2 separate regions of the Homo sapiens genome follow, and region 2 is linked to region 1. A link is a loop called in an ENCODE intact Hi-C map of the cell type or tissue named here. Cell type or tissue: Caco-2. All regions are shown on one strand. Each heading gives the region's core, and the rest is flanking DNA. Links, peaks and the distances in the headings are about the cores only.

Region 1 (9,923 bases), core at 736-8,735:
AGTACAAAAATCAACAGTTAAAGCACAATTTGGGAAAGCTAATTGGTAACAGTGGGTAAGAATCTCCATGAGTATTAAAAATAAAACAAGAACAAATGCCATTAAAAATAAGGTCAGTTCTGAGTAGTCCAATAGATTAGTCTTTTTCAGTTTGTCAATCACCTCACCACATTTTCTACAAGACGGTAAATCTTGATGACAAGGAAAAACCTCAAATAAAGAGAATTCTTGAAACATCCCAGTTAACCCTTCAACAAATATTTGTGGAGGAGGTTGCTTTACAGCCAAGCACTGGGAATAAAATGGAGACCAAAATACTCTTGGCCAACATCCTCAGTTTAGTGCTGAGGGTGGTGGGGGAACCCTGCCTGTCAACAAGCCAAAGGGAGCTGTGCTGTGCACCAACCCTGTGAGGGCCTCAGAGCAGGCCTCAGAATAGAGGGGAGAGAGCCAGGGAATAGAAGAGAGTAGGAATCACGTGCACAAAGCCCAGAGAGGCCTGGAAGAAGCTCTGTGGGGCTGGAGGGCAGTGCATATGGGAATTATTTTACAGTGTTTTAGGTTCTTAACTGTCCAAGACAGCTTAAGAGTAGTTTTGTCTGAAGGCAAGAGAATGAGTTCCATGATGCCTTGTGCAGAATCACATCTAACCTGAGGGCTGGATTCTAAAGTCACTGTATAGGTCACAAATAATCTATGACTAAAGTTACCATGGAAATATCCTTTAGAAAGGTAACACATTGGTGACTGGCCAGGTCTCTCCGGGAATCTAACATGGCCAGTGTTTCTTCTAGAGGTGGAACCAATCATGATTTATTTGGAGGAGCACAAGATTAACCAGTTGGCTTGTGTTTCGGGGCCATGATGTATAAAATACTAAGATTCCTATCCCTGTCCTTGAAGGGCTGTTGACTGCAGGTCTGTGCCCCATCCCTTAGAGGCTTGAATGGAGCGGGCTGGGAGAATATGAAGAGGATTCTGAATTACACCAAATATGAGATGTTTGCACAAAGACAGACATTCGAGGTCCTAGATGGAGTCACCTCATCCATCCGAGGCTAACTCCAGAGCAGGAGCCCATGGAAGAAAATAGTGGATGAAAATGCCTGCACTGTTTACAGTATTATTTGTCTCACCTTTAAAATTCTTGCTGTAATAGTTCGAATTTATAAAAGTCAAATGTGTGTATGATGGAATTCTGTAGACTCCACAGTATTCCTTTGGTTCCCAGTAGTTTCTGTAGCTCCCTGCACACTGCCATCCACAACAGCTAATTATCAAGCAATGAAGCTTGTATTTTAATGCGTACATGCAAGGGAAGCTTAGCCTCAAGGGGGACAAATTCCCTTTTTTTTTTTTTTTTTTTTTTAAAGAGAGAGATTTGGGTTTTGGAGAAGTTCTTAAGCCAACAATGGGAATGATGAATGATTAAGTGATTAAGTTGGGTCATTCTAGCCTCAGCCAATAAGAATATGTGATGATGAGTAATGATTGTAGACTATTTGTTGGGCGCAAGATGGACTGTGAAAGCAGACCCCAGAATTTTACTGGGCCATGGCTGCATCCATACAGTAAAAATTTAACTTTTTAAGGTGGCTACTTTGAAACTCATTTGGATGAAAAAGTCTGTTTATTAGGGCAAACTTTATGTGTCTTATCGTCCCACCTCACGCACAGCTGTCTTTGAACACCATTCTCTTAGCCATTCTTTATGCACGTGTGAGCCTGAAAAGTTTAGTATGCATTTCTGTCCCCAGCGAAGACAAATGGCCACATTTCCTTCTATGGATATAGGGAACATTTCTGTACACTCTGTTCTTCCATCCCTATGTCTTCGCACCAGTTTCTCTCTCACACACACACATACACACACACACTCTCTCTCTCTCTGTCACACACTCTGTCACACACTCTCTGTCACACACACACACACCTTGGATGAACATCACATCACACAGCTGTGAACATTCACATCACATATACACCTCCTGAACATTCACAGCACACACACACATGTCCCCCAAGAGCTTTAAATATTCTCATCACACATACACATAGTCTTGAATGTTCGCATCACACACAAACACTTGGGTGTTTGTTCCTATCACACACAGGTATAAAGCTTGTTCTCCGTCTGATACATGCATACCCTTGAACGGTCACACTAAAACACACACATGCACACTCTGCCGACACACCTTTGAAGCTGATATAATACACACGCGTATTCTTGAACGTTCACGTCACGTGTAGGCTTGAACATGCACCTCACACACTGGGGCATTTGCCTGTTGCTCTCAGACCCATTCCCTAGTCTTTCCCTGCTGTGTTTTGTAATGCATATGTATGTGTGTGCATGTTGGGGAGGGTGTTAACCACTGCAAATTACATTTCTTTCTTTTTTTTTTTTTTTTGAGACAGAGTCTCACTCTGTCGCCCAGGCTGGAGTGCAGTGGTGGGATCTCGGCTCACTGCAATCTCTGCCTCCCAGGTTCATGCCATTCTCCTGCCTCAGCCTCCCGAGTAGCTGGGATTACAGGCGCCCACTGCCACGCCTGGCTAATTTTTTTGTATTTTTAGTAGAGACGGGGTTTCACCGTGTTCGCCAGGATGGTCTCAATCTCCTGACCTCGTGATCTGCCCGCGTTGGCCTCCCAAAGTGCTGGGATTACAGGCGTGAGCTACCGCGCCCGGCCTGCAAATTACATTTCTTAAACTTTTTTGCCAACTGGATTCCAGCTGGATTTGGCCATAAGAGGTACCAACAAGAGACTGAAAGGAGGAGCAGCCAGGTACTTCTCCTCATTCTTTTTGTGTGTGGCAATCCAGCATCTACTCTGGGCCCAGCTCTGCTGGCAGCTGCCTTCATGATTCAAATTTCTGCAGGTAGTCGAGGCTCCTGGGAGCACCACGTCCTTCCTCTGTCCCCCCAGCCCTGGGAGTGGCAGTGACTTCTAACTTGCTAATCTCTGGGGTGTTCCACCATCCTCTGTTTTCATTTTTCAGTCTTTCCAACACGTTTGTAACTAGTTCCTTATATTAAACTCATTCTTCTGAACTACCTGGCATGGCTGAGTTTTTCCTGATTGGACCCTGACTGATGCTCAGCCAACGCCCACAGCTCACCTTAATAATTGTCTCAACTCTGACCTACAACCTTTCCTCCGACTGTGATCAGATTGCTGTTGGACCAAATCCTGGTACAGAGTTTTCAGTATTTGTTGAATGAATGAGTACAGTGACAACCCCTGTCCCCCCTACCACCAGTCCCCACTGTTCTAGAATTTTTCTGGATAGAGCTTGTTGCATCCCTGAGCCCATGAACTGAGTGGCTCCGGGACGTCTTCATCCCTCTCCAGATGGATTACAAATGACAACAGTGACGACACTGGTCGTCTTGGGCAGAGCCCATTTGGAGAGTGGAGGGTGAACCCTCAGTCGAGTCAGGCCCTTGTGGAAACTTCAAGGGGCATCAGGCATAAGCAGATTTTGCAATAGTAGACCAGATGTGGCTTCAGAAGCAGGGGGACTATCACTACCTGAGATAAACAGGAAAGAATGAGGTCGTCTCTCTCCCCAAAGATTTAGGTGCATGTATTGTATGAGGATTGGTCCTCAAATCTAAATTTCTAGCTTTGAAACTGACTTGGGCAAGCTGCTCTCTGCCTCAGCATTCATGCTTATAGAATTATGAGGTGCTATTACAGATCACTTCTTCCTTTTTGCAGAATGCCTAAGGAACTGTTTGATCTTGAACAAGTTATCCACCCCCATGTGGGCTTCGGGTTTTTCACTGACAACATAAGAAAGTTGCCTCCACAATCCTGGTGGGGACTGCCAGAGGCTGAGATAGATGTTGGCAATCAGGGTCGGTCCCAGGCAATACCTGTGGTGTCCACAGGGAGGCGCCACACACAAACGTATACACGTCCCAGACGCTCCAAGTCGAAAGCTGTGCTGCCGGTCCGGAAGCCCACGTTCCCTCTTCCCTCACACCTCCTGGCATGTGAGCATCACGGAGTGACCATCTGCCTATTACAAATTGAGTGAAGGCATTGAAGGCCACTGCAAACATGCAGCTGTATTGGGAGGCAGAAGTCACCAACCAAGTCATTAACACATTAGGGTGAGTTGATGGGATTAAGCAGAGTCATGAAGAGGGTGTGGGAATTCAAGACAGGTGAAATGTGAAAGGGTAGACAGAGCCAGGAAAAAAGGTAATAACAGCAACATCCTATTGTTTTCCCATGTATTTGATTCAGTTTAACGTACTTTTGCTTTGAGTAGACTGAGAGGCTAGATTCTCTCTGTAGTCTGGCATCCTAATTTTTGTGACCCTCACAAGATGCCGGAGGAAAGCAGGGTTGTATAAACCTCACTAGGAGTAAGGGCAGCGTGGAGCTGTGGAAGTGATGTGCGTGGCCCCGCCTCAGTCTCGTGAGTGGCAGAGCTGGGACTTAAATCTAGTCCTCGTGATCCAGGGACCAGGTTCATGAAGGGCACTTTGGGGTTCTGGAGACAGCCAGTAGGGTGGGGCGCCTGCCTCAGGATGGTCTTGGGTTAGCAGCTCCTGACATGTGACAGGGAGGCAATCCAGGCCTGTGCTCACGCATGGCTACATGCAATGCAAAGCAAGGTGGACTCTTTAAATAACCTGCCTCCACCTTCTTGCTTTACATTTGGGGATAACCAGGCTTAGAGACAAGAAGTCACCTGTCTTAGACCTCACAAAGAGTGGAGGCAAAGGCAGGAGATTCCAGGAGTCCTGAATCCCAGCCTGGGCTTTTGCCCACATGCCATGTGGGGTTTGCCTGGCTGCAGCATTTCAAATCCCTGATGCTTTCTGGGAGCCACTGGGAGCCCAGGGTCTCCTCCCTGTGCTCAAATACCAGGCTTCCGAGGAGCCAGCGCTGCCCTGGAGGCAGCATCTCCTTAGCCTCCTGGCAGAGCTGCTTGGCTTTCAGAAGCCCTGTCCAGTAGAGCAGGGATTACCCAGCATGCTGGGCCTGTGGAGGCGGAAGAACCAGGCTCTTTGCTTTGCACAGCCCTCCCTGGGATTACAAGATAATGCATATGAAGAGACATTTGCTTATCCAAGTTCATGGATTATGTGGAAATCAAATTGTAGTAATCTCCCTGGCCATCTGGTCTTGATGCCTCTAGCCAGGATCTCCCAGAGGCCTGCTCAGGCCCCCGTGCAGGGCTTGGGCAAGGGCCGGATGTGCTTTTGATGCCTGGAGCCAGGCCAGCATTTTCCAACAGGCCTAGAAGGCCAGGAGGGTTTATACCCCCAGTATCCGGGAGCAGACGGCAGGGCAGGGCCAGGCAGCTAGAGCCAGGAGGCAGAAAACCATCCGTTACCAATAATACTGCGTGTGGACGGTCCACCTGTTTTGTTAATGAAAACCACCTTGCGTTTTAAAAGACATCATTAGGCACATTTCTGGGGTGGGGGTGTTGGGAGGGGAATTTTTCTCAAGATTAGATGCACACGTCTCCCATTCTCTTGAAGAAGTGAGGCCTGAGCAATGGGCCTTCCCTGGTTCTGAGAAAAGGGAAATCAGGTTTTCTGTAGCTGGTGATTTGGGTTCTGTATTCATGACCCACTGAAGCTTTTGAAAAGGGAAGAAGAAAGAAAGGCAGTGCTGTGTAGGGTGAAGCACGTGGATTCGGGCTCCAGGCTGTCAGGTTTGGATTCAGCTCTTCCACTTAGTAGCTGTGTGACTTTGGGCAAGTCAGTTGATCTTTCTGTACCTCAATTCCTCATCAGTAAAATGAGAATACTAATAGGATGTACCTTGTGGGGTTGCTGTAAAGGTTAAATGAGTGTTTATATTTAAAGCCCTTAGAGGATTGCCTGTCACCAGGGTTCCTGAGTGCAGAGACTGTCCTGAGTGTGAGTGGGGTTGCAGCTGATATTGAGTCTTTACTAGCTGTGTACAGGTAAACAGGCTTTTGGAAGTGTGGGGGTGGGAATGATGTGTTGTTTTGTGGCACTTACTTGTCCATCTCCATGTTGCAAATATTCCCACCATGGCTGATTTTTGAGCCATCATTATGGTGTCACTAAATGCAGAATTGGGAAGAGGTGTGCACAATTGACTCTCGAGAGTTGGGGTGAGCTGATTCCAACAGAGCTCTGGCCCAGCACCCACTGGTGTGATGAGGCCGTATAATCAATATTAAAAATGTTCATTCTGGCTGGTCAATGCCTTAAGAGTCCTCCTACTACTCTGTTAGTCATGGTTTCTCCCCTTGTGATCTTCCCAGACTTCCCACTGGTCCATTAACTGAGAGAGTTATGAGGACTCTGCTCCATAATTTGGCCAGTATCAGTTCTGATAGGTCAAGGCTGTGCCAGACCAGCAGATAAGTTGTGTGAGTATCACAAGTCTGCAGCCCCAAAGGTTCCAGGTCAGGAAGCTGAGTGGCCCTTGTTTGTGGGTGTGATGCCTGGCATACTACTGTCAGCTACTCTGTGAGATTCCCTCCCTGTATTGTCACCCAGCTCAGCCACTAGACAAAGGTAAAGCCCTGTAACTGTACTCTGAACTGAGGCAAAAAGGTGTCTATCACTTTTAAAATAGAGTTTGCACATGATTTACTCAAATGATTAAAAAAATGTAATCAATATGACCTACTTCACCAGCTTGGAATGCAAATACCATCTCGTTTCTTTTAGTTTTTCCAATTAATTGCTTGAGTAGTCTTTATGATTCAGAAGTTCAAGCTCTCTCTTTTGAGGCTTCTGCCCCACTGAATTATCGTTGGCTTAGAATAAAGGAAGAACAATTTCCAAATGTGAGCCAGAAAACAAGAGTCTGATTAGTCCACTAGCTGGCAGTCTGAGCTGGGTGGCTGCTGTGGTACTCTCATTCAGGACTCCCAGCCTGACCAATGTGCCAGGGTGGTTGGACCTGGGCAGTATGGAGCCAGGCAGGGGGTAGAAATGAGTGTGATGGGCTGGGAGTGGGCAATAGAGAGTGGTGGGGTCTGTGTTGAAGTGATATGTACCTTCCTCCAGCCAACTGTCACCATGTGAGAGTGTGAGCCCTGTGTTGGCTGATTTTCTCATGTTTTCCAAAGAAACCAGATATGTATAGGGTATTATTTTTGAGGCATAATTTGTATACAATAAAGCATACAAATCTTAATGCGTCTTTACACATGTATACATTTTACATGTGTAACCACCATCCGTCATAAAGAGATGGAACATTTCCACCACCCACAAAGTTCCTTTGTGCTTCTTTCCCAGTCAACAGCTAGCCCCCTCCCCCAAAGGTAACCACTGATTTTTTTTTCTTTTTTTGAGATGGAGTCTCGCTCTGTCACCCAGGCTGGAGTGCAGTGGTGTGATCTCAGCTCACTGCAGCTTCTGCCTGCTGGGTTCAAGCAATTCTCCTGCCTCAGCCTCCGGAGTCACTGGGATTACAGGCATGCATCATGATTCCTGGCTATTTTTTTGTATTTTTGGTAGAGACAGTGTTTCACCATGTTGGCCAAGCTGGTCTTGAACTCCTGACCTCAAGTGACCTGGCCATCTTGGCCTTCCAAAGTGCTGGGATTACAGGCATGAGCCTCCGTGCCTGGCCATGTAACCACTGATTTCTATAGCCATAAATAAGCTTTGTCTGATCTTCAGATTCCTATTAATAAAATCTTACAGTCTGTGTTCTTTTGTGTCTCGTTTCCCTTGTTCAGTATACTTTTGAGAGTTTTCCATGTTGCATGTATTCGCAGTTTATTCCCTTTTATTGCTGAGTAATAGCAAATATCACAGTTTGTTGATCTATGCTCTTATTGAAGAATATTTGGATTGTTTTCACTTTTGGGCTATTGGAAATAAAGCTGTTACGAACCATCATATATGATCCTTTTTTGTGGATATGTGCACTCACTCCTCTTGGATACATATATATGACTAGTATTGCTGGGCTATAGGATACGTATATGAAACTTGATTAGAAACTGACAATTTTTCATAAAGGTTGTATCAGTTTATACTCTCACTAGCAATATATGAGAGTTCTAGTGCCTCCACATCCTCATGAGCACTTTTGGCCATTCTAGTGTGTATGTAGTGGTACCTCACTGTGGTTTTAATTTGCATATCACTGATGAATACTAAGATTGAGCATCTTTCCTGATATTTATTGGCCATTCAGTATCTTCTTTTATAAAGTTCCTTTTAAATTCCTTGCCTTTCTTTTTCCTTTTTAATTGAAGTGTCTTTTATTATTTTGTATTTTTTATCTATGTATTATATATATGTTTTATTTGGGTTATGTTTTGTTGATGATTTCTGTTTTAATCCATTGTAGTCAGAGAACATACTCTTTTGAGATTTATGAAGACTTGCTTTATGTCCTAGCATATAGACTATGTTGGTGACTGTTCCATGTGAATTTAACAACAAGTATGCTTTGAAGTTGTTGAATATTGTTTTCTATGAATATCAATTAGCTCAAGGTAGTTGATAGTGTTCAAATCTTCTGTATACTTGTTTTTTGATTACTTGTTCTATTCATTGCTGTGTTAAAATCCTCAGCGGTGATTGTGGATTTGTTTAGTTCTCCCTTATGTTAGTTTTTGCTTCATGTACTTTGAAGCTCTGTTGTTATGTGCGTACGCATTTATGAGTGTTAGGTCTTCCTGATGAATTGATCCTTTTATCATTATAACATGTCCCTGTTGTTTCTGCTAACACTCCTTATCTCGAAGTCTATTTGTCTCTTATATAAATGAATATAGCCACATCAGCTTTCTTCTGATTAGCATTTATACGGGACATCTTTTCTCAATCTGTTTACTTTCAAACTGTGTCCTTATATTTCAAGTATGTCTCTTGCAAGCAGCATAATTTGAGCTTGTTTCTTTATCCAAACAGGCAACCTCTTTTTAAAAAAATTTAAGTGTCTGGTGAGTATAATTAAGGATATGGTTGGGTTTAAGTTTGCCCTCTTACTATGTGTCCCATCTCTTTTTATATATTTGTTCCTCGTTTCTGGCCTTCTTTTGAATTAACCAGGCATTTTTTATTATTATACTTTATTCCTTTGTTGGCTTTGAAGCTGTACTTTTGTATATTATTTTAAATGTGTATTCTAGAAATTATAATATTCATCTTAACTTTTCACATTTAATAAATCATGTAATTAGTATTAATTACCATAATACAATTTAACAATGTATGAATCTGACAAAATATGATTCCTTTTATTTCCTCTCCTACCATTTGTGCTACTTTTCATATATTTTACTTCTAGACATGATATTAGCTTAACACTTCAATGTTAATTTTTGCTTTAAATAGTAGGTTTATGTATATATATTTGCAAATACCCCTTTCCTGTGCTCTTTATTCCTTCCTGAAAGTTTTGGCCTCCATAATGTTCATCAGCCTGAGGAGCTTCTTTCAGTATTTATTTTAGTTTAGTCTACTGGTGATGATTATTCTCTTCTTTTGTTTTTCTGAAAATGTCTTTATTTTGCTTTATTTTTGAATTATGTTTTCACACTATATAGAATTATAGAGTGACAGTTTTTTCCCTTTTAGGATCTCAACAATATAACTCTATTATTTTCTGAATTCCATTGATTCTGTTGAGAAGTTTGCTATAAATCTGTAAATCTCATGGTTATTCCTCTAGATTTAATGTTTCTTTTTCCTCTGCTTTGAAGATTTTTTTTCATCATCTTTGGTTTTTAGTGGTTTAGCTAAAATATGCTTAGATGTATTTATCTGACTTGAGATTCACTGAGCTTCTTGAATCTGTGGGTTGATATGTTTCATAAAATTTAGAAAATTCTGGGTCATTATCCTTTTAAATATTTATCTTGCTTCAATTATCTTTCTCTTCTTTTTGGACTTCAGTTGTGTTTATATTATACCATTTGATTTTTTTCCCCACAGTACTCTG
Region 2 (9,923 bases), core at 1,216-9,215, 61 kb after region 1:
CATGTGGGGACAAAGGTGGCCATCAGCAGCTCTAGACTAATATTCTGCCTTTGTAGAAATTCCCAAGCTAACAGAGGTTTAGCAAAAATCCAGAGCTGACTCTCATTGGCTTGGCCTGGGTCAAATGACCTTTCCTGAACCAAATACTGTGGCCAGAAGGTTGTAGTACTGTCACTGGCCAATCCAGGGCTAGCTGCCCACTTTTGGCAATGAGGGCATCAGCCCTAGAAAATCACATGGACTGGGTGGGAGAATGACATGGGCTCCTCAAAGGAAAATCATGGTGTTGACACCAGATGATGGCAGCATCGTTGCTGGGTAGGCAAGAATGACAGCTGTCTATTAGAGATAGATCTTACCATCCTCATATTACAGATAAAGAAGTTGAACCTAGAAGAGGTTTGGTGCATACCAGGTTCCATAGATAACACTCAGTAGAGATGCAATTTCTACCCAAGTTGGGCTCATTGTATTTTTTTTTATTTGTTTTAGACAGTCTTGTTCTGTTGCCCAGGCTGGAGTGCAATGGCCCAATCTTGGTTCACTGCAACCTCTGCCTCCTGGGTTCACATGATTCTCCTGCCACAGCTCCCGAGTAGCTGGGATTACAGGAACCCGCCACCACGCCCAGCTATTTTTTGTATTTTTAGTAGAGACGGGGTTTCGCTATGTTGGCCAGGCTGGTCTCAAACTCCTGGCCTCAAGTAATCTGCCTACCTCAGCCTTCCAAAATGCTGAGATTACAGGCATGAGCCATGTTAGGCTCATTTTGTATTCTATTTGGTTTCCAGGCTTGCCAAGGCACTGCAGCAAGCTTCAACTTGGTCAGTGGATAGAAGGGGACAGAAAAGGGAATGGCAAGAAAGAAAGTAGTTTTCAGAAAGAGCCAATGAGAGAAAAGCCAATGAGTGAGTGAACCTCAAATGGTCCCCAGTGGCTGAGCAGAGGTGCTGGGAATCAAAGAATCTCCAAGGTAGACATCTACACTGCAGAGACCTGGCCTCTCTGTCTGCTCCAAGGGACACTTACTGTTATCCTGTCCAAGGCTTATTCCAATCAATCTTCATGTCTGGCAAAGGCATTGTAGCACACCTGAGACAATGGGGTTCTGAGGTCAGTGCTGTGAACACACACAAGCCCTGGTGCTTCCCAGAATGACTTCAGAAAGCAGAGGAGTCCTGTGACCCCAGGGATGAACCCCCATATTGGGATGAGCTGGCCAAAAGCCACCTGACCAGATATTTCAGTTCTGTATCCACCTGCAACCTTGCAAAGGAGAGGGACCCTCTGAACAAGACCACGAGGATTAGGAGAATTTGCCTGCAGGAAGCAGTTTTCTGCTGGTCTAGAAGATACTGGGGTGGAACTGTTTTCTGGAAAATTTGGGAATAGCTCTGTCAGTATACTCATACGGTGGGAGGGAACACACACACACACACACACACACACACACACACACACATTTTTGAGCATTTTATCTGAGGTCTCCAGACCATAATATGGAGAAATAAATGCCCTGGAAAAGGCTTAGTAGGGGGTGCTGGTGTTAGAGAGTCATGGCAGACACAGGGCACCAGGAGGGGCAGCTGAGGAGGGATAAGAATGTAGACCCAAAAAGGAAAGATTTGAGACCACCTCATGGTTCTGCTACTGATCCTCCTGAGAGGCAGAGATGGGGACTGAACTCAGCATCAGACCCTAAAGAGGAAGTGGCAGGTTGACTTTGAGGACACTGCAGAAATGTTGTGTAAGAGCTCTGCTTTCCTCCCACACCCCAGCCCCACCCAGCTCTTCTGTGCTTCCAACCTGAGCTCCTGGAGGCTGAGGAGAAATGAGTTGAACATTCCTAAGTACAGAATGTCTTAGACTTAGAACCTGTGGGGACTGGCCAAGCACAGTGGCTCATGCCTGTAATCCCAGCACTTTGGAGAATGAGGTGGGCAGATCACGAGGGCAGGAGTTCGAGACCATCCTGGCCAACATGGTGAATCCCCGTCTCTAATAAAAATACAAAAAATAGCTGGGTATGATGGCATGCGCCTGTAGTCCCAGCTACTCAGGAAGCTGAGGCAGGAGAATTGCTTGAACCCGGAAGGCGGAGGTTGCAGTGAGCCTAGATCGTGACACTGCACTCCAGCCTGGGCAACAAAGCAAGACTGGGTCTCAACAACAACAACAAAAAGACCCGTGGGGACCTGAAAAGCCAACTTGTCCTATCCTAGTGAAAAAGTACCCTTGATAGTGCTTCATCCTTAGAAAAACTCCTCCTTCTATCACACCCAAATTTGCCTCCCAGTAACTCCTAAAGTAAAGAATGGTCCCAGTTCTGGCCAGTTGGCATCATGTTGGACCAGTTCATGCCCCTTTCTCAGGGTTGATCCAGGAAGTGTCAGTGACGCCATGTGGTCCAAACGGCAATACTCTCCATGTGCGTGTGCATGGGCTCTGCACGTGTCGGGGTGGTGACGTGTATTGTTGTGCATTCAGGCAACCCAACTGGTGAGTAAATGAGCGGCTATATTTATCTCCGCCTCCCGGGCCCAGGAGCTCCCGCGCTGTGACAGCAAAGGGAAAAACAAGCACACGGGGAGATGCCTCACATTATTGTGACAAGTAATTAGGGGATGTGAGATGTTCAGAAGTTATTTTATTAGACCAATGCTGCTTATAAACCCCACGCAACAAACATTCCTGGGGAGTTGCCTCTGGTCCTGGGATTCTGCTACTGAAATAATTTCAGCTCCTCAGAGCCCAGGGGCAATCCTGGTGCCTCTGCGTGGCAGGCTGTTTGGGAAGGATGAGAGGGTAGTGTTAAGTTTGCAGGGAACGATCTGGGTTTGAATCTCTAACTGCATGACCTTAGGCAAGTCAACTTACTCTGTTAGGCTGTAGTTTCTATTTCTGGAGGGGGAATGATGCTTCAGGAAGTGTCTCCAGCAGGCCCTACCAATAGGGCTGCAGGGACAAAGAGAAGTGGGTGTTACCAGATCCCAGGCGCTGGGGCTTGCCTGTGGGAGCTGGGACCATTGGGAGCAGAATATTGAATGTCTACTACTGCTAGGAGCTGGAATAGGCCCAAAGATCAGTGTTGAACAAGTCTTCCCCTTGAGTTGTTCATCATCCACAGAAAAGACAGATCCTGGTACAAGAGCATTTGAAATAAAAATTGTAGCATCCTAGAGCCAAGATCAGCAAGCTTTTCTTTTATGTCAAGGACCAGAGAGTAAATGTTTTAAACTTTGTGGGTCATGCAGTCTCTGTTGCAACTATTCAACTCTGTAGTAGTGCAAAAGCAGCTGTGGACAATGCCTAAGGGATTATGCATGGCTGTATTCTGATGAAACTATTTATGGACACTAAAACGTGAATTTCACATAATCTTCACATGACATGGCATATTATTATTTTGATTCTTTTCAAATACCTGAAAATGTCAAAACCATTCTTGACTCACGGTCTGTAGAAAAACAGATGGTGGGTTGGATTTGGCCTGTGGGCCATAGATTGCAGGCCCCTGGCATAGAGAAAAACCAATGGCATCTACTAGGGGTGCCAGGGAAGGCTTTGCTGAGGAGGTGGCATGGATCTGGGTCTCGAGTATTCAAGGGTTTCACTTGGAGCCAGTGCTGGTGAAAGGAGGGATGTGTCTTCTAGGCAGATAGAATTGCAGTTGCTTGGGCATGGAGGCATAAGCAGGGTATCTGGGGGATGGTGGGGAGTTTGGAGTGATTGGATTATAGGTGCAAAGTGGGAAGGTGTTTGGGCTGGAGAGCAGGTTAGGGTGGGAATGAGAAGCCTTTATAAGCCATGAGATGGAGTTGAGCACATTCTGGGGGCTGGAATGGCAGTTTCTTGACTTTTCAGGAGGCTTCACCTGGTCATGGCAAAGAGGACCAGGGAGAGGTTGTCCCCACAGATTGAAAGGATGACATGTGAGAGCCTGATGCAGGCAGTGCAGTGGGGACAGGAGACAGAAGATACAGGCAGCAGAGAGGAGGAGAGGCCATCTCTAAGGCCACAGATTCCCAATGGAGTGCTGTTTATGGACTAGGCACCCCATTATGTGCTCTCTCTGTGATGACCAATGGGTATCTAATGATGCATCTGAATGAGGGGAGAGGGCCCACTGTGTTCCAGGCACTGGGCTAGGAGTGTGAAAGTTGATGACACAAACTGGGTCATTCTTGCCATACTCTACTAAATCAGAGTCAGGAGCCAGGGGAAAAAAGTACTCGGGGCACGGAACACCGGCTCCAAGAATTAAATTTTCCACAATTGCCACTGCTGAAATGGCCTGCTGAGACCCCAAGGCCAGTTTTACCTAGTAACTGCTGAAACAACCTGCCGTGACTCTAAGACTGGTTTTACTTACCACAATCACCCACCAATCAGAGCTTGCCAGCTCCCAAAAGGCTTCTCTAGAGCCAATGAGCTTTCTTTCAAAACAATGCATAACATTTCTCTTTCTAATAAAACTCTCAACCTTCTCTTTGTTCTCTGGACATACTGGAGACCACCCGGTCTGTGTGTAAGCCCTAAATTGCAATTCTTGCTTCCCAAAACAAAACATTTATACTTTAGAGATTTGTCTCTAGACTTTATTTGACTTCAATGGGAATACATTTAGATACGTTATCTCATTTAATCCCACCACTATCCTACAAAGGGAGTTTATGATTCTCAGTTTACAGATGAGAAAGCCAAGGCCCAGAAAGATTGAGCAATTTGCCCAGGCTGCACCGTTAGTAAGTGACAAAGAGGAGCTCTGATCTTGGGTTAATTATTCTCAACTCTAATCTCTTTCAACCTGATGCCCTGCTGGGGGTAGTTTTTCAGTGTGTGTGGGGGGCCCTAAGCCAGAAAGGACATTCTTGTGGCCACCTGGAGGCTGCAGAGGACGGCACAGCAAGCCATGGGAGGTGGAGGGAAAGGGGTGGGAATTGGATTTGACTCCAGAGCAAGGAATCAAGGGTGTGGCTCAGAGACTCTAGCAAACAATGTCACCGCCTTTTGTGTGGTCTTTCTTTCTGAAACCCCTGCCTAGTTGGGAAGTTGCAGCAGGGCCTTGGGAGTGATTCCAGTCACCCTGCATACAGAGCTGTCCTCCCACAAAAGGAACCTCCTTGACCCCTGCCAAGGCACCTTCCCAAAACCATTAATTCGATTCCATCCCTCTACTGCTTAAAAGTGCCCAACTTTTTGTGAGTCAACAGAGTCTCCAGATCACAACCACAACCTGGGTCCCAGCAGGCAGGGCGGGCCCAGCCACCCTGGCTTCCAGTCTTCTTTCTCAAGTTTACTTCATATCATCCTCAAAACTCTTTTGCTGCCCTAGCCCTCAGTGAGGTACAGTTGCTGAGAAGCCCCCCACCATCCACCCTTTCTATAACCCCGGGGAGGTGCAGTCTTCAAGGTGCCGTTGGGCCCTGCCCCCTCCAGTCTTCCTTGGCTGTCCTGTCCCCTCCCCTACCATCCTGTGATAGTGTGAAGTCCACAGTACCCTCTGGAGCTTAGTGCTGAGGGCTGGTTCTAGGTAAATGGGGAAAGTCAGGGCTTCAAAGGGAAGCCAAGGGCATTGAGTCCTAAAGCAAAAGACTGCTGGATGGAGGAAAGGACACAGAGGAGCCAGAGATAAGGGGAGCCATTTATTAACATAAGACTCTGAGGGGCTGGGGTGAGTGTGTGGAGGGAATGTCCGCAGGACTGGCAAGGGTCCTAGGGGGCCCCTGGTCATCCTGGCTCCCCTGGGGGCTGTCATGGCTCTGCTGTGAAAACGCCTGTTATGGGATGTGCTGAGGGCCATAGTTAGAGGGTGGGACCAGAAGGGCTTTGTATCTCAGGGAGGGGGCCTGTGGGGAATAAAGCTAATCTGATAAACGGTAAGATGCCTTGATTTCCATGTTACTTCACTGACCTCAGGAAGCTCTATAACCTGGAAGGGTGGCTTCATCTCCTAACACTTGTCATGGTCATCACAAGGCTTGACTTTGAATAGCTACTGGACACTGTACTTTCATGGGCATTGTATCACCCAGTCTTCCTAACAGCCCTGTGTGGTGGGTGTCACCATCCCCATTTTACAGATAAGGATGCTGAGGCTTAAGATTAAACATGACTTGCTAGGCTCCTCCTAATGATCACCACCCTGACCTTCAAAGTTACCAGGGAAGCCCTCTTTTGAGTTCTCTGTCCTAGCAGGAAGGCATTGTGTTTGCTAAGCATTCACCAGGAGCGTAAAATTTGTATTTGTTTTTTACGAAGTTTCTCATGGAGCTAGTAAGTGACAATCCTGGGATTCAGACTCTAGTTCTGTGCTCCTTCTAATAACATCTTGGCCAGGCTTGGTGGCTCCTGACTGTAATCCCAGCTACTCGGAGGCTGAGGTGGGAAGATCACTTGAGCCCAGGAGTTTGAGACCAGCCTGGGCAATATAGCAAGACCTTGTCTCTAAAATATATATAAAGAACACCTTGTATTGTTACTTAACTGCAGGTGTCTGTGCACCTGTGGTCTTAGTGAAATCATACACTCCTTGAGGGTAGAGACTCTGTTTCCTGCTCTGTGTAAGACCCCCTTCATGCCAGGGACTGGTACATAGTAAGTGCTCAGTCAACATATGTCTGATTATCTCTTCCCTCCTACCCCAAATTGGATGTGCTCAGCCTCTAAATCATTCTGCCTAGGAATGAAGGGATGGAAAACTGCCATCGATTCCCTTGGATCTCCTTCCTCTTGGGGATTTTTGAGGCATATTCCCACAGCTGACCTTGGGAACAGAGATTCAGTCTTTCAAATACAGCATTGATATCCTGATTACATTCATTCCCGTGATGCATCTTCTCATGGTCTTGGACAGTTTAGACTTTGCCTGGTAGGAAGGTGGTGGGAGAGACAGTGGCCCCTCATGATCCCTTTGGGCTGCAGTTTCTTGGATGCCAATTTCTCATGTCTGGCCTGGTTCCACTGTCCACTGTGGGACAATTGCACTGAGGACTCAAGCTCACAGTCCCAATTTGGGGCTCAGGAAGTGGTGATCTTTTGTAAATAACACACAGCCCCCAACTCTTCCTCCCTCCACACCCAGTCCACCTCTTCTTTATCTTTCTTCCAGCTAATGGTTGCTACCCTGGCACAAAGGGTGCTGCTGGGACCTGGGGAGGGCCCCTCTCCCAACTTCTCTCTCCTAGCAGGAGGGCACTGTGTTTGCTAATAGGTGTTAAATGGGAGCATCAAATTTTAATCAGCTTCTTAATGGAGTCTGGGGACCTGGGGGAGTTCTCGAGTCCTGCATTATGCTGCTTGCCGGAGCCAAGCTGGACATGGTGAGTGGGAAGGTGGGATGAGCAGCTGTTATCAAAGCCAGAACTACTGGAAGATAAGGTGGTGCTGATCCAGTTGACAGCAACTTTCATCCAGGACGGTGGGCAGCACAGATCAAGTGACTACTCACAGTGACCCATCCACTGCTGACTGCTTCTTGGTGGGAATCAGGTCTGGCAACAAAAGTGAACATGGGAGAACATTGGAATCAGAAGACTCAGGTTTATATCCTGGGATTTTCAAGTTGAGTGGATGACTGTGGACAAGTTCTGTAGTGTGGTAGCTCATTATTACAATGGTTCCCAGTGAATCAGGCCTCCCTGTGTCCTCACCCTTTTGCAACAGGATGTTGCCACTTCTCCCATTAATAGGTACATCTCTCTATCTCCTTGGTACTGGGCTGGCCTATGGCTTCTCTGACTAATAAAATAGAGCAGAATTGTCATTAGGAGAGTTCTGGAGCTTGGGCTTTAAGAGGCCTTTTAGCTTTTGCTTTCCACTCTCTTGGAATGCTGCCCCGAGGCCACCATGAAAGGAAGCCTGTGTAGCCTACTGGAAGGTGAGAACCTAAATGGAGGAGGACCAAGGTGCCTTGTTCACAGCCAGCATCAACTGCCAGACATGGAATGAGGACATCTTCAACATCCAGCCCCAGTCAAGCTGTCAGATGACTGCAGCCATATGAGTGATCCCAGGTAAGACCTGCAGAAGAACCACCCAGATTGTAAACCTACAGACTGTGAGACATAAAAAATCACCCTTGTTTCAAGGCCTTGAGTCTTGGGATTCTTTGCTACTTGTTAATAGATAACTGAGATGCTTAGTGTTGGATTCTCAAATGTAGCACAGGGCCAACAATAAGTACTTTGTCCTTGGGAGGTGATCAATGAAAAGTGCCTGGGACATAGTAAGTGCCTGGGAAGATAAGCACTGTCAATGAGGCTGAGAAAGGAGGGTGAGGTCGGTTAGGAAGGTCAGTTGCCACAGTAAGAAGACATGAAATTATTCAGCAGTGGTGGTGGAGATGAGAGAGGAATGATGTGCAAGACATTTCAGAGATGAAACAAAGGGACTTGATGAATTACTGGTACAAGCAAGAGAGATGAGTCAGAGATGACTTGGAGGTTGCCAGCTTCGATGAGTGAGTAAATAATGCTGCTGAGGAGGTGGGTGGCAGAGCAAGTCTGAAGGGTAAAGATGAGTGAGTTCAGTTTTGAGCCACTTGGTGTGAGCAGGAGACACTGGGATGTAGTTGGGTATGTGGCTCTGAGCTTAGGATAGGGGCCAGGGCTGGAGCTGGAGATGTGGAGCTCACTGGAGCAGGGAACCATTGAAACCCAGAGGTTAGGGACACAGGGCTATAGATATTAGGGGTTTTTCCAGGGACCAAAGTGAAGTACAGTTGAAATAACGTCCAAGTGGCCACCCTGCATGGCCTCATAAAGATTCAGTCTAGGCCAGGCACTAGGTGGCTCACGCCTGTAATCCCAGCACTCTGGGAGGCCAAGGCAGGTGGATCACGAGGTCAAGAGATAGAGACCATCCTGGCCAACATGGTGAAACCTTGTCTCTATTAAAAATACAAAAATTAGCTGAGCATGGTGGCATGCGCCTGTAATACCAGCTACTCGGGAGGCTGAAGCAGGAGAATCGCTTGAACCCTAGAGGCGGAGGTTGTAGTGAGCCCAGATCACGCCACTGCACTCCAGCCTGGCAACAGAGTGAGACTCCATCTCAAAAATAATAATAATAATAATAATAAATAATAATAATAATTATTATTCAGTGTATAGGGGGTTAGACCTTCAAGAAATCCTCTATTTGGGAAGGAAATATGAAACATCGGTGGGTCTCATAGATTACTGGATCCCACACTTCCACAGTGTTGTGAGCTGCAACTACTTTCAACTCTCAGTCTATGATTTGGTTCAACTTCAAAAAGCCCATCTATGAAACTCAACAAGGAGATGCTAACTGCAGTGCCCTCCTGGCAGAGGATTAATGAATGATTTTTCCCCCTTCCTTCTACTTTTTTGCACATTCCAGTTTTCTATAATAAACATCCAATCCTTTTTTTGGCATGCAAGATTTTTAAAGGAGAAACATTTATTAAAACAAATGAAAACAAGAAGCTTTAAAGCTGGAGAGTAAGAGCCTAACTCCCAGGAAAAAGGGGTGCTCCAGATATGGTTCTGCTCTTAGACACCAGGATCCCACTAAAAAGCAAAGTCCAAGGAAGATAGAATGGGGGCGTGGTATATGGTCACTCTCCTTGGGAGCTGCAGAGACTGATCCAACCTCACAAGTTTCCTGGAAATCTAAGGGCAGTTGAAGAAAGATGGTGGTGGGGAGGGTGAAGTAACCTGGTCTTGACAGGCGTTTGGGAAAGCTGGTGTCTTGGGTACTTTGTTTTGAGTTGGTCACTCATGAGGGTAGCAGAGCAAGTTCAGGTGGGCAAGGCCATATGGCTGGGCTCTCCAACCAGGAAGAATGACACAGTCCAAGTCACTGAGCCCTGAGGCCAGGCATGGAGGTGTGAAATCTGATCTGGAAGGAGGATTTCTGGAAGCACTGGGCAGTTGGAGAAAAGTCCAAAGCTTTGC

What was found. Hi-C counts contacts between places; a loop is a spot of excess contacts. Peaks named below come from ENCODE experiments on the same cell type or tissue, not always from the same donor. Only the 100,000 strongest peaks of a DNase experiment are listed, where the experiment ranks them.
Region 2: it touches region 1 in a loop (9-fold over the local background); 2 of 110 quality-filtered maps call a loop at or near these places.

What each region holds. Positions count from the first base shown.
Region 1 is chr15:88,444,355-88,454,277 of GRCh38, reverse strand. No RefSeq gene overlaps it. Among named protein-coding and RNA genes, the nearest start is that of MRPL46, 18 kb to the left of the region's middle. RefSeq lists an enhancer at 4,011-4,080. In Caco-2, for the core only: a CTCF peak has its summit at 3,892 (motif pointing right); a DNase peak (open chromatin) is centred at 3,917.
Region 2 is chr15:88,383,758-88,393,680 of GRCh38, reverse strand. No RefSeq gene overlaps it. Among named protein-coding and RNA genes, the nearest start is that of MRPL46, 79 kb to the left of the region's middle. In Caco-2, for the core only: no CTCF peak of the experiment used is centred there; a DNase peak (open chromatin) is centred at 4,830.